2 separate regions of the Homo sapiens genome follow, and region 2 is linked to region 1. Evidence: chromatin contacts called from ENCODE Hi-C or POLR2A ChIA-PET data. All regions are on one chromosome and are shown on one strand. The core of a region is the stretch at or near the end of the contact, and the rest is flanking DNA. Distances in the headings are between cores, read along the strand shown.

What was found. Hi-C counts contacts between places; a loop is a spot of excess contacts on that map. ChIA-PET counts read pairs that join two places held with the same protein, here RNA polymerase II (POLR2A). Pooled maps may share reads with other maps.
Region 2: a loop to region 1 is called in a map of naive thymus-derived CD4-positive, alpha-beta T cell, with 16 times the contacts of the local background. The contact joins the promoter of RANBP9 here to the promoter of LYRM4 in region 1. A Hi-C loop is called at or near these places in 1 of 168 maps with a recorded cell type or tissue (naive thymus-derived CD4-positive, alpha-beta T cell) and 5 of 50 pooled maps. POLR2A ChIA-PET finds 5 or more read pairs at or near these places in 1 of 52 experiments (activated T-cell).

The regions. Positions count from the first base shown.
Region 1 is chr6:5,256,867-5,263,751 of GRCh38, forward strand. It overlaps LYRM4 (LYR motif containing 4), which reads right to left and starts at 4,084. Exons shown (of 3, transcript NM_020408.6): 1 at 3,782-4,084. The coding sequence starts at 3,867. It overlaps FARS2 (phenylalanyl-tRNA synthetase 2, mitochondrial), which reads left to right and starts at 4,647. Exons shown (of 7, transcript NM_006567.5): 1 at 4,647-4,794. RefSeq lists an enhancer at 3,315-3,364 and silencers at 3,575-3,884, 3,945-4,164.
Region 2 is chr6:13,708,727-13,715,611 of GRCh38, forward strand. RANBP9 (RAN binding protein 9) reads right to left here and starts at 3,109. Exons shown (of 14, transcript NM_005493.3): 1 at 2,209-3,109. The coding sequence starts at 2,779. LOC124901264 (a long non-coding RNA gene) reads right to left here and starts at 4,028. Exons shown (of 2, transcript XR_007059462.1): 1 at 3,957-4,028; 2 at 3,626-3,815. RefSeq lists silencers at 2,054-2,173, 2,434-2,483, 2,564-2,683, 2,844-3,613 and an enhancer at 6,871-6,885.

The DNA.
Region 1 (6,885 bases), core at 2,834-5,333:
AGCTTAACCAGAAACCTGGATGCCATTCTAGACTCTGCTTGGATTCTCTTCTTCCTTAGTCCTCAATCCAATCATTCCAGTTCCAACAATTTTCCCTTCTAATGATTTATCAAATACAACATTCTTCTCTATCTTCCACTATTCCTGTCCTTACTAGCGTCCTAATCTCTACTCTGCACTGTTGTAATCAACTCCCATTTGATGTCCTTGGCCCCTCAAAATCATCTTCTACACTGCTGCCAGAGTGATCTATCAGAAAATGCAAATCTGGTCATGTCAGGTTAGTGGCTGCCTGTGAGCTAAGGGTAAAGTCCAGGGTCCTCAGCACGGCCCCCAGGCCCTCAAATCAGTGGCCCTCTCCAACCTCAGTGCCTTCCTGTCACCGCCCCCCCAACCCCATCATACTTACCTCCCTGGCAGTGCTGTGCTGTTTGCCTGCCTGACCACACCAAGCTGCTTCATGCCTTTGATCCAACATCACCCCTTGGGAGGCCTTCTAGATTCCACACCTTGTACATCCTTCTGTCACAGCACTTAACCCAGTCTGTGACAACTATCTCTGTACCTGTGTCCCACATAGGCCTGTAAAGCCATTGATAACAGGTGCCTAGCTTAGTTCAAAAATCTCATCTTTCTCTCTCCAGGGCTTGGTATAGCAGGGGTCCCCAACCCATCAGTACTGGTCCGTGGCCTGTTAGGAACCGGGCCACACAGCAGTTGAGCGGTGGGTGAGTGCGCATTATGGCCTGAGCTCCATCTCCTGTCAGATCAGCGGCGGCATTAGATTCTCATAGGTGCACCTATTGTGAACTGTGCATGTGAGTGATCTAGGTTGCATGCTCCTTATGAGAATCTAATGCCTGATGATCTGAGGTGGAAGAGTTTCATCCCGAAACCATCCCCTCCCTTGACCCGGTCCATGGAAAAACTGTCTTCCATGAAATTGGTTCCTGGTGCCAAGAAGGTTGGGGATAGCTGTGATATAGCACTGGGCAAAGCATGCTTCAGAGATGTTTTGTAGAAGCACTGAGGTAAAAGAATGACACACAGCAATGAGACCTGTTTGGCTGGTGGGAGGGATGGGAGTGGAAGCTGTGGGATGAAGAGAGTTGGGAAAACTTTTGTTCAGAGAAGGTGACAATTGAGCTCAATCTTGAAGGAAGAGGGGGCACTCTAGACAGGAGTGATAAAGGGCCTGCTGGATAGAACAGTACTTGTAAAGGCCTGGAGGCCCAACAGGACGTGGCACATTTAGGAAACTGCAACTGATGATGACAGAGGACAGGATGCACATGTGGGACTTAGGCTGAGACTGGAGGAGCAGACAGGGCTCCTGCTATCAAAACGTGGCCTATATTATAGGTCTTGCAAGAGAGTTCCAAAGTATTTATTTCACTACTCTAATTACTTAAGGCACAATTCGCAGGTCATTAAAAAACGTTTACTAGTCTGCTTTTGATTGCTTATTCAGCACTACCTGTGTTAGTTTTGATAGGTAACTTAAGCTCCCTGTGCCTCAGTTGCCTTACAGGGTAATACAAATAGTACCTACCTCACAAGATTATTGTCAAAACAAATGTGTTAATAGACATGAAGAACATAAGATAGCAGTGGCACACAGAATTGATAGTGGATGTTGTGTTGCTATTGATTTGCCATCAGTGACAAACAGCTGCAGAGATTAGAGAGGAGGGAAGGGACTTTTCCTGAAATTCACAAGACACAGCCTTAATGTAAAAGGACGTATTTTTATAACAAGTAAGTTTATCTAGGGAGGTAATAGCAGGAATGTCGGTTTTTAGGTCTATGATCTCAGGTAACAGTATAAAATGATTATCAGATTCCTTTGGATAATATATTTATATTTGGATAGTAAATTTAGCTTAAAAGTATATGCTTAAGGTATAATTTGATCAATTATTTTCTGAATGCATATGATCTTACAGTTGCCCATACTGAAACCCATTTTCAATTTTCTGCCTTTCAGGTAGAGTCTTGAATGATTTTCCTAAAGTTTGAATGATTTTCCTGTTGAGTTTCGTGAATGATTTTCCTGTTCAGTTGGCAATTACTCATTTGAAAACGCTTGGGCCTCATTTGCTCATAAATCATTTCCAAAGAGAATTTCAGAAATGGAAGGGTCCTTAGAGATTGTCTAGTCCAACAGTCTATTTCATAAACAAGAAAACTGAAATACAGAGATTGAGAGACTTGTCCAAGTTAGTCTTCGAGGGCTCCACCTTGACTTTCTTACATGCTCTCACATAAACCCTCTCCCTGCCACTTTCCTTAGTGTGTGAACTGCCTGCTGATTCCAAGTCCTTGTGTATCCTGAGTAAGCTTTAATGACAAACTATTTTACTCCAGACTATGGTGAAATCAAATGGTTTCTATTTATTTAACTTGCATATTTCATGTGTTTCCTCAACAGACTTGGTTAAGTACTTGGTGCTAGGTGTTTGGTTAATTCTTGCTAAAATTCCACCAGTATGCTTATTATTACACTCTTTATTCTCCAAAGTCAAAGTCATTAAGTAAAATCATTCTCTCCCGTGAAATTTAACCACTTAACTGGGTGGATACAACCTCAGTGGTATGACCCAGATGCTGTTTTCAAATTTGCAGCATGAGTATATTTTCCAGGCGGGTTTCTAAAAATTTGAGAGTCATTGCTTAAGAGGCTTAGCGTTCCTGTCCTCTGACAGAGGTTGTACTGGGCAGACCCATCTCAGGGCCTGCCAGCTCACACACGTGCTGGAGGGGGGCCTACCTAACCAGGTGTGTTCCAAGGGTAGGCTCTGCTCTTATGACATCCAATCCACAGTCTGGCCAGTCACCTAAGTGAGGCTTGAGGTAAAGAGATGAGTTGATCCAACCAGATTCTTTCTCATGGGAATATGGCTCAAACTCAGAGAGAGACAGGTAGTTAGTAAAAACAAAACAAAACAAAAAACAAATCTAAAAAAAAATGCAGAGAGAGAATCCATAAGAAAATGATGGGTCAGAACCAGCAACACTGTGAAAGCAGAGGCTCTGAATTAGAAAAAACATACAAAGAGTAACAATAAAAGACTCATAGGCAAATAGGGGAGTGGGGAGGCGTGAGAAAAAGTGAATGTGTTATATTAAAGATGTGAGTTTAGGCCCTCAATATCCTGCTGTCAAGGTCCAGTAAGCGGGATCTCTGTCTGGTGAGCCAGGAGAAACTGAGGTTTCAGCTCCAAAGCTTGTGAGACCCTTTTTCCTTTTCCGCTACGCATTTCCACCATACCCTAAATAGAATGGATTCTTGCAACCAAAAGAACTCATTACGACACCTAGGAAATTTTAGGGAGGTGCTAGAGTGTGCCTTCAGCTTTGTCGCAGTGTACTACTCACTGGCCACTTCCACTCTCAACTCTTCCAGTGCTCAAGGGAAGTTTTACATATGCAACACACTGGCCTTAACTTCACAAATGACTGATTTCCATCCCTTTTTTCTCTTCTGCAGAAACATAACACTAATCATGCTCCTAGAATAACTACCAAGATAGCCTTTAGGGGGAAAACGTCACAAGACATGAACGTCTCCCCTGGTAGAAAGAAAGGCTCCTCCCCGAGGTCTCAGAGGCCACACCTGTAGGCAGGAGCACGCTTTTCGATGGCGGAGCCCGGTCCTTGCCTCGCAGCCGCCGGCAAACCACGGTGGCTCCCAGTCCCCGGGGATATTCCGCGTCAGCCCGCACCCCCGGTCCCCGGCCCCTGGCCCCCCGCCCCCGGCCCCCGGTGCCCGCTGGGTCACCTGTAATTGTAGGCGCTGAAACGCTTGCTCTCTCTCAGCATCGCCCGGTACAGAGATAACACTTGTGCGCGACTGGAGGCTGCCATTTTGGAAAGAAAAAAAAATAAACGGGTCCTCTTCGCCGAGGTCCCAAGTACGACCCAACCCACGAAACTCCAGCCTGTGCGGAAACCACGAACGAAATAAAATGCTGCGGCTCGGCTTTGCCAGCGGGCCGGGCCTAAGCCTAAGCGGGCAGCCCTGCGGATCGCGGACGGCGCCAGGCGTCCCGCGCCGCTTCGGGGGCGGGCGCAGGCAGGGCTCGGGGCAGCTAAGGGGGCGGTGCTGGGAGGGAGATGCCTCCGCCCCGCCCCGATCCCGCCCCCGCCCGGAGGCTCGGGACCCAGCAGCCGCTCCACGCGGCGGGAGGGCGGGGAAATAAGAGGACTGGCCGCCCGTGCATCCAGCCAAGCTCCTGGCGGACGGATATCGGAGGCCCAGGCATTCGAGGGACGTGCAGTTGCATCACGGAGAGCCTTTGGGAACCGTCTGGGGTCTTGGCGGAGACATTTGTGTTTCGGGGGCAGCGCCCCTTCCTACATCCAGGAGGCCGCGTTGCCCGGGTTACCGAAGGCCGCCGCACCGACGCCCCGCCCCTGACCGCCGATGCCCCTCCCACGCCGGCTGCGGTCGCCCTCGGCGCTGCCTGAGAGAGTTTGCGGGATTTCAAGGGTGACTTGATTTCGCCTGATCCTGGTCGGCAGGGTGGGGTTTCTTGGCATTCCTCAGGCCGGGGGATGCGACGTCTGGGTGTGGAGGTGATGAGCTAGGGGTTCTGTGGCACTCCGGCTCTGCTCAGGGCGACCTGCGTAGGGGCCTCTGGGGCAGGCCCGCTTTCTGTCAAAATGGCAGCGCCCAGCGTGCGCGGGTATCTCTGAAGTTGGGGTTTAAGATTCTTGCCCGTGAGAGCGAACGAGCCTGCCGTACTTCTGATTTTGAAACACCTGGGTCTGGGCTTCCCGGGCGAGCGGTGGGTGAGTGCCGGCCTCATTGCAGCCTGGGGTACGACGTGGGCGGTTGGTGTTGTAGGGGGTTTACATTGGCCGTGGATTTTTTCCTCTTTCCGGATGTGTTTTTGCTTTTGAGTGAAGAGTTCCCGTGGTTTTGTAACCTAATAAATGCATAAAATGCAGCTTGGGTTGTAGACTTTGGAGAATAATTAGAGACCTTTAGGGCTTTAGGCTTTCTCCAAGAAGCGGAGCAAGTTTTCAACCATGGCTTTCTTCAGAAGACTGCAGCTTTTTTGAATCATCTTATTAAAGTGGTGGATAAAGTTGCTTGTTCTGATCTTTGAGCATGGCACTGGACGCAGGAAGCTTCAGCCAGTCCTAGTTACTGTGTTTGCAAAGCACTTTTCTTGTTTTTGGAATCTTGCTTTATGTAATCAACCTTAGGAAGAACCACACCTTTCTGCACTCAAGCACAGCGAGAAGTACGTTATGCGTGAAAACAAAACAACTTTGCATTAAAATCCATCTTTCTCCGAACCACTTGGTCACGGTTGTGTTCTCATCTGCTTTAGTGTATTTGGTTTTGAAACGATATACCTGCTGTATGTCTAAACAACTTTATATTTTCAGGAACTTTTCTGTTTCCTTTTCTTTTTTTTGAGATGGAGTCTCGCTCTGTCGCCCAGGCTGGAGTGCAGTGGCGGGATCTCGGGCTCACTGCAACCTATGCCTCCCAGGTTCAAGCCATTCTCCTGCCTCAGCCTCCTGAGTGGCTGGGATTACAGGCGCGCGCTACCTCGCCCAGCTAATTTTTGTATTTTTAGTAGAGACAGGGTTTCACCATGTTGGTCAGGCTGGTCTCGAACTCCTGACCTCAGGCAATCCGCCCGCCTCGGCCTCCCAAAATGCTGGGATTACAGGTGTGAGTCATCACGCCCAGCCTCTATTTTCAGGAACTTTAAAGGCAGAAAAAACACTTCTCTGACCTTACCATTCTTTAGTGTACTTGCAACCTGGTGTCCTTGCATCCAGATATTCTTACTAATCCTGATGCAATGACATTTTTTAAAAGGCACTGAAGAGAAAATACTTTTATTAAGATATCTTTAAGTCTCCTCCCTGATTTCTTGAAAATCTCATGTCTGTTATTGTTTATTATTATTTTTTAAACAGGATAGCAAAACTTCTATTACTTCCTGGTTGGTCAGGTCATTGAGCAAATCTAGCCTCTGCTTTATTGAAAGGACTTTTTTGAGTTTTCCCTTTGCTATTTCTTAAAGGATCCAAGACCAAGGCAATTGCACATTGTTATAGAGTAAGATTCAGAGCTGATTTCTCTTGATACACTATTGTGTGCCAGTGATATGAAATGATATGCGGCACCTCAAAGCTACAACATTAATGCAAGTTACTGATAGAGAATGCTATCAGAGTGAAAAGGAAAAACTTGAAGATTATTTTGGCTTTTTTAAAAATAGCAAAGATTACATTATTTTATTATATTTTGCTTTTGAGAGTAAAGTTGGAATAATTACTATATACAATTGTTTCTACCTAATTATCAAGGAATTTAATCATTAACGTACATAATTAATGTATCTAAATTACTCAACTTTGTTGTAATCAAATAAAACTTTTCCAAATAAATATGTATAGTTTAAATAGTTTGGGTAGCTTAGTCCTCTGTTAGTACGAGCAATGGTTGCAGTTAGGAAAGTGATAGGCTTCCCAGTTAATTCTGAGCCAAGTCTTCATAAAAATACCTTATTATTTTATTTAAAATGGTTTACCAATGTGTTGGACATCATTGCCTGGAGAGGCTAAAAGAAAATAATCATTCCGTAGCTACATCTCACTTTTGCACATCTTCATTGCGGAGATGACTTAAAAAAAATAACTCGATTTGAGATTGTAAGTAGATTTGGGCCAGAAGCTGAAGAATGGACCTTACACATACGTCCTTTAATAGTCATTCTATTCTGGGTTGAAATTTTTCTTAGAGAGTATCTGTAAAACAGGAGGTACCATTTAGGCATCAAAACGTAAAAATTTCTTTAGTATTCATTTATCAAAAGTTATCGACTACCTGTAGTTCTTTATGGAAGATCATGTGTT
Region 2 (6,885 bases), core at 1,859-4,358, 8.5 Mb after region 1:
TACTGCTACTGCTACTGGGACACAGTTGCCCACCACAATCGGCGTGGTCCTCTCACAAAACACGCAGAAAATCAACAGTAACAACGGAAAACTCACACACACACACACACACACACACACAGTCTACAGTAACAAGACAAGAGGAAGAGGCAGTAGAAAGGGAAAAAGACTTTCTGACAAGGGGTAAGAGAGAGACAAAGGAAAGATAGAAGAGAGGAAAAATAAAAGGATAACAACAAAATCTGTTCTTCCAGAAATAATGATTTATGTTTATAAAACAGTTATGTTCCCAGAAAGTGAACCTTAGTATTACACAACAGAAAGTAATAAAGAGGCCAAGAATAAAAACAACTGAGACAGCAGTGTCAGAAATATTCCAAACTCCAACTAATTTCATATAAACGTGTATTTTTCTCTGACCTAATCATCAATTTTATGTAAAAGACTAAAACTAATCAAGACACCTTACAGTACTAAATAAACAGTAATCACGAATCTTAGACATCACGGAAATTCAGAGCTGGAAATTTCCTTACCAATCGTCCAGCTCAACTTACACACCACTCAGAGGAAGAAACTGAGGCTCAGTCTTGTAAAATATCTACAACCACAAACAACTGCAGAACTCAGGAAATCTAGAATTCTTTGTTCATCTACACTGGCTCTGACTTTATGAGCAAATTATTTACTGTCAACCATAAATTTAAAATTATAAAATTCTGTCACATCTAACAATAGCTTTCTGGCAGCCAGATCAGAAGTAAACACCTCATAACATAGCACCGTTCACACAAATTAAAACATAAAAGTAGAAATACTTCACAAGGAAATTAACAAAAGGTCCTAACTTGAGAAAAAACAAAGATTTGATATTGTGAATGAAACGTTCAGACGTTTAGATTAAGGAGGATAACACTTGGAAGTACTTCTTTGGATGTATGGCGAGAATAAAAAGAATGTTCAACAAGGCCTATTTTTGTGCGTGATTCTTTGCAGCCAAATCATTTGGTAGATTTCTATTGCCATTCGCCTTTCTGATTAAATAGTAACTTACTTATCAAGCTTCTTCTCAAATTTCAGTCCCGTATAAGTTAAGAATTTAACCACAAGGTTGTTTATCTCCTCTACATACATGTCACTAGGATCTGAGTAGACCCCTTTACAGCCAATCAAAGTGAGGCTGCCGTGAATGTAAAAGCTTCTGCTTTAGGTTTGGGGCCTAAAACCCTGGATTTGTTTCCAGACAAGACTGATACGTTAGGTTGATTTTTTTTTCTTCCACACAAGTAAACTTGATACATGCTATTAAATTGGGCTACATTTCAATAGTTCCCATAGCAATTCATAATTTTATATACAACTGATTTGCTTCCAGCTTTGTTTTAACCTAGGAGAGGTAGGTGAGGGAGGAAAGGGGCAAGCACAAGCCTAAGGTTGTTGTTTTTAACTGCAAGTGCAAAACATAAGCCAATTTTCTTCAAAATACTAAGCTGCATTTTGTTCCATCTTCGTTTTCAACAAGACTTCATGTGATATCAACACCTAAGGACCTGTATAGGGCACTTCCAATCGGGAGGGGTAGGTTTCTGCTCCCCTAAGAAAAAGGGTGTTCCTGGGGTTCCCTTCTCTTACCCTCCCGGTTGCTTTTACTAAAATATATTGATGGCAAACTTGGGCCCCTTGTCCTTTTGTCCCCCTAGACAATCTCTGGCCTAATTTTGATTACTCCTCCCCCTGTGTATCCCTGCTCTCTCTTAATTAGAAATCATACCTCAGAATCGTGCCTCTCTTCCCCCCTTGTAAGAGGAGAACGCCTGACCCACCACCTGGAGAACAATGTAACCCAACTCCGAGTCCATGGATTCCTCTACCCAAGCCCCAAGATTTATCTCCCAGGGAAATCAGAAAGCCAGTTCTGTCCTGTCATCCCGGATTCCCTCAAGGTGTCCTGCTCCTGGTCTAGGATTACCAGCTCCTTTCTACCCTGGGGCATTCTACTCACCTTCCTTTTCCAAGAATCTCGCCCCTCACCCTCGGACCCTTCACCGCGACCCCCGCGCCCACCCGGAGCAGCACAACAGGCGGCGAGTGGCCTCCGAGGGCAGAGCCCGCGAGGGCGGGGGTCGGGGGCGGGTCGAGAGCGGCGCAGCGGCGGCCGGCCACGTCGGGTCAGTGCCCCACTCCCACCGCAGGACACACGCCCAGTACCTTTGTAGTGCACCCGCAGGTTGTTCTGAGAGAGGCCGATGTAGCTGAACTTGTCCTTCGGGCTCCAGGACCGAGGCAGCGGCGTCTCTTGTTCGTCCACGGCCGGGTAGAGACGCTTCAGCCGCCGCTGCAACTCCTTCTCCTGCTCGTTCAGGGCCGAGTCCCCGTGAGGGAAGGGGGCCGCGGCGCTGCTGCCCGCCACCAGAGCTGGGGTCGGGGCTCCTCCAGCCGGGCCGGGGCCCGCTGCAAGGCCCGGGGGAGCGGGCGGCCCGCTGGCGGGGGCAGCCGCTGAGGCAGGGGGAGGCGGGGGCGGCGGCGGGGGCGGCGGGGCCGCGGTGGCCGGGGGCGGCGGCGGCGGAGGGTGGAGGAGCAGGGCGGCCGCCGCGGCCCCTAAGCCTTCGCCGCCCGCACCGCCGCCGGGCGAGCCGGCCGGAGAAGAGCCGGCGCTGACGGCCGGGGGCGCCGGCAGGACGACTCCGGAGACTGGGGCCAAGGCCGCCGGCGGTGGCGGCGACAGCTGCTGCTGCTGTTGCTGCTGCTGCGGCGGCGGCGGCGGCGGCTGCCCGGACATCCCGGCCGCGACTCAGCCTGCGGCCACCTCCACCTCTTCTCTCCTTCCTCCTCTGCTTCCCGGGGGCGCTGTCGCTGCGGCCGCCGGCACCAGGCGCCCAGTCCGCCCGCCCCGGAAGCAGGCGGCGGGCCGCGCGCCCAGGGAGACCGCGGCGGTTGAGGAGCTCGGAGACGCGGGAGTAGGCGGCGGGCCCGGGAGGCCGGGAGAGAACGTTGGCCGGAGCGCGGGCGCGCGGCCCGGGGACGAGGCGCCGAGGGCGGGGGCGACGCGGGAGCGCGGGAGGGGAAGGCGCGCTGGCGGCCGCCGCGGCCGCTGCTCTCGCGGCTGTTTCCCGGCGGGCGGGCCGGGCCGGCGCGAGACGCTGCGCGCGGGCGGCGCTAGGCGAGGGGGCGGGACGGAGGCGCGAGAGAGGCGCGAGCGGTGCGAGGGGGCGGGCCGCGGGGCTCCCGGCTGTGCGCCGCGAGGCGTCCTCCCGGGCCCGCCAGTCGCTCGTGGGCAGGATCGCTGGGCTCCCGGCGCCGCAGGTCCCTTCGGAGGTGTCCGCCTCCTCTCCCTTGGCGGCCGCCGTCGCCCCCCTCGCCGGCGAATCCCCTCCCACTTGACTTCTTTTTGTTGTCGTCGCCCCACCTCCCCACCGTAGGGCTCCTCGGAGCCGAGGCGCCGCTTCTCGTCCAGGCGAGAGTAATCGAGCCCCGCTGGGGCCGCCGCGAGCCCAGGCCCCGGGGCGCTCTAGGACCCGTCGGCCCGGGGCGTGCGGAGCGGCTCAGGCTCCCCGCGCAGTGCTGCTAGCTCTCGCCTCAGTCCCGTTCCCGTTTGCCGCCTCCCTCCAAAGAGGAACGCATTGCCTTTGGTACTTCAGTGTTTAATTCCGTAGCATTGACCATATGGGCAGTAGAAACCACTTCTGAAGGCAGTCTCCCACTTAGAATAGTGACTGTTTCATTAATTAATTTTACGAGGACTCACAGTGAACTTAACAGTGGTAGAAGATGTCATTAATAAAGACCGGCATATCTTCAAAAAGCAGGAGCAGGCACTGTATGAATACAAGATTATAGTGTGTGTTTAGGAAGGGCTTCTAGAGACGTCAGAACATTTTATAGACTCGTTAATTTTCATAACAGGGTTCTTAGGTAACAGAAAATTATGCCCATTTTTAAAACAAGGAAATATTTACCGAGATCAGCAGAGTCAAAAATAGGACTTCCTACTTTGCAATTCCCAATAGAATGCTTCGTCGACTAATTTGGCACAACTTGCCAAGTGTTGCTCTCTGACCCATCATAACATTACTACTTTGTTTTCACCACTTCCCTTTGTTTAGCTTATCCCTCCCTAGCTGGCAAAATCAGGCTTTGCATATGTAAATTGTGTGATGTAAATTCTGATATTTTGTTTGCTTCCAAAGATATGATGGTAATCATTTGGTCAAATAAGAAATGTTTTGCCGAAGAGAAAATTATTTCGTTTTGAAGAAGGTAGGCCAAAGGTGATTTAATTTAAGGCCAAGATTATCTGGCCAGAACAAATAACAGAGTCATTCGGCCTAATTTCTCCCTCAGTTACCCAGACAACTAGATGTTCTGTTGTACTTTTATTATTATTATTATTATTGTTTTGTCGCCCAGGCTGGAGTGCAGTTGTGTGGTCTCAGCTCACTACAACTTCCGCCTCCCGGGTTCAAGCGATTCTCCTGCCTCAGCCTCCCAAGTAGCTGGGACTACAGGCATGTGCTCACACCCAGCTAATTTTTGTACTTGTAGTGGAGACGGGGTTTCACCATGTTGGCCAGGCTGGTCTCGAACTCCCGACCTCAAGTGATCTACCCGCCTCAGCCTCCCAAAGTGCTGGGATTACAGGCGTGAGCCACCATGCCTGGCCTCTGTTGTAGTTTGATAGAAATATCCATTAATTTTAACCTGTTGTTTGATGACTTTTTTTAAACCACTGCACTTTGAATCACATGATGTCACTGTATTTACAGTGTTCTAACACTTTCATTTATATTACAGTAACAATGAGTTCAATGTAAGCCAAGCTCTATTTAAATGTACGATAGCCATGTTAGAATAAATGGGCTCCAGACGTCATTAAACTTTCTTGAAACACTTTTGAAGATGTACTTTTTTTCTGTCAGCACACTTAGGAACTATCTAGAACTTTCCGTATCTTAGGAACAGCTGAAGGAATAGAATTGTCTAACATTTTGTTGGAAGCATTTTATAAGGGGGACTGGTGGTTCTCCATCAAGAAATTAATGATTTCAGTTGTGGGGGAGGATGCTGTGAAATGAGTACTTTCTCATATAGAAGGAGATAGAGAACATTGATAACGTCCTTTTGGAAAGCTACATACTTGGTTATATTTATAAGGAGACATAAAGGAGTTCATACCTTTTGACTTATCTATCAAAAAGCCAAACAACACAATCTAAATATGAAAATACTTTAGGCTGAAAAATGTTCCACAAGAAGTATTAATGGTAGATTAAATATAGAAGCAAATCAAATGCCCAACCGGAAGAGACTAGAAGAAATTCTAGTCACATGTGAAATTCTAATCACATACCCCACTCAGTGGAGTTATGCTACAGGAGCACATATAGCACATTCGTGCCATTTTTTTTTAAGGTATCCCTTCTGGGCAGTGGAAGTGCCAAAAGAGGTCAACCAATTAGAAAAAGGCACCCCTTCCTCTTGACTTAGTGGATCCTGGGCCCACCTTCAGACCCACTCTCTCCAGGCTTCTTGCACAGGCACAGCCTGAAACAAATATTTTATGGCCTCTTAAAAATATGTTATTGAAGACATAGAAAAATGATTATGATATGCTAAATGAAAAGAGGCAATACGATAATTATAGCACTGCCAAAATCATTACCAAAAAGACATGAAGGAAAAATTGTAAAATGTTTCCATAATGGACAATTATAATGCATTATTAAAAGTAATGTACTTTTATTATGAAAATAATAGAATTGTACATAGATATGTAAATAGTAAAAATCCATTAGCCATGAACATATCCACACCCTTCTTGAACCTATGTTTTCAGTCTTTACCATGTATTGCTCTAATATTACCCAGTATCTGTATCTGCTGGGTTTCTCAGTATCGAACAATAGGAACCAATTCTGGCTCTCTTAAGCAAAAAAGGAACTTACTGGAAAGATATTAGATGGTTCTCAGAATTGACCAGAAGGCTGGACAAGCAGGCCTGAAAACTGACAATGGCCAAAGGAGGAGAGGCTGCATAAATAGACTGGCCTGGACCCCAGCACTGATCACAGAAATCACTGCCAGATGTCACCTTCAACACCTGGACTCTTATCTCTCTGACCTCCAGCCTTTACACCACTCACTCAAGTTTCAAAGTCACCAAGCCTAGATTGTGTGCCCATGCCAGAATACACCAGCAAGCAGAGATTCCCAGGTTATCCAGTGACTGGGTTACAGAGATGCTACGTTATTGATAACTTCAGCTCAGGGTGGGCCTTGAGTGGTTACAGCCACCAGAACTGGTCCCTTCCAACAGTGAGCAGTCTTGTGCATTCAGAGTACCATACACATCTTATTTTCTGTGCATGGCATAACATGAAAATGTTTAGGACACATTGCCCTAGTGGAAAAGGGCCACTGGTGCCCACAGTAGAGGATTTTCCATACTAGGAAAGATACTAGGAAAGAGGTAAGATGCTGACCAGCCTGTTTCAGTCAATGCCCATGACAGTATCCTTCTGAGTACTGGAAAATGTTATGGCAATGTGTGCCAAGATCTATAGTATGGTTTTAGGGTCTGGATTAGTTATCTATGGCTGCAGAATAAATAATCCTCAAATTTAGTGGCTTAAAATAACGTTTATTATCACACATTTTCTGTGGGTCAGGAATCTGGCACAACTTCACTGGATCCTCTGCTTCAGGGTCTCTCATGAGCATTAAAGGTGTCAGTTGGGGTTGCAGTCATCTCAAGACTTGACTGGGGAAGAATCCACTTTCACACTCACTGATGTGGTTATCACACTCATTGATGCAGTTCCTTGAGGGCTGCTGGACTAAGGGATTCAGTTTCTTGTTGGCTATTGGCCAGAAGTGGCCCATGATGCC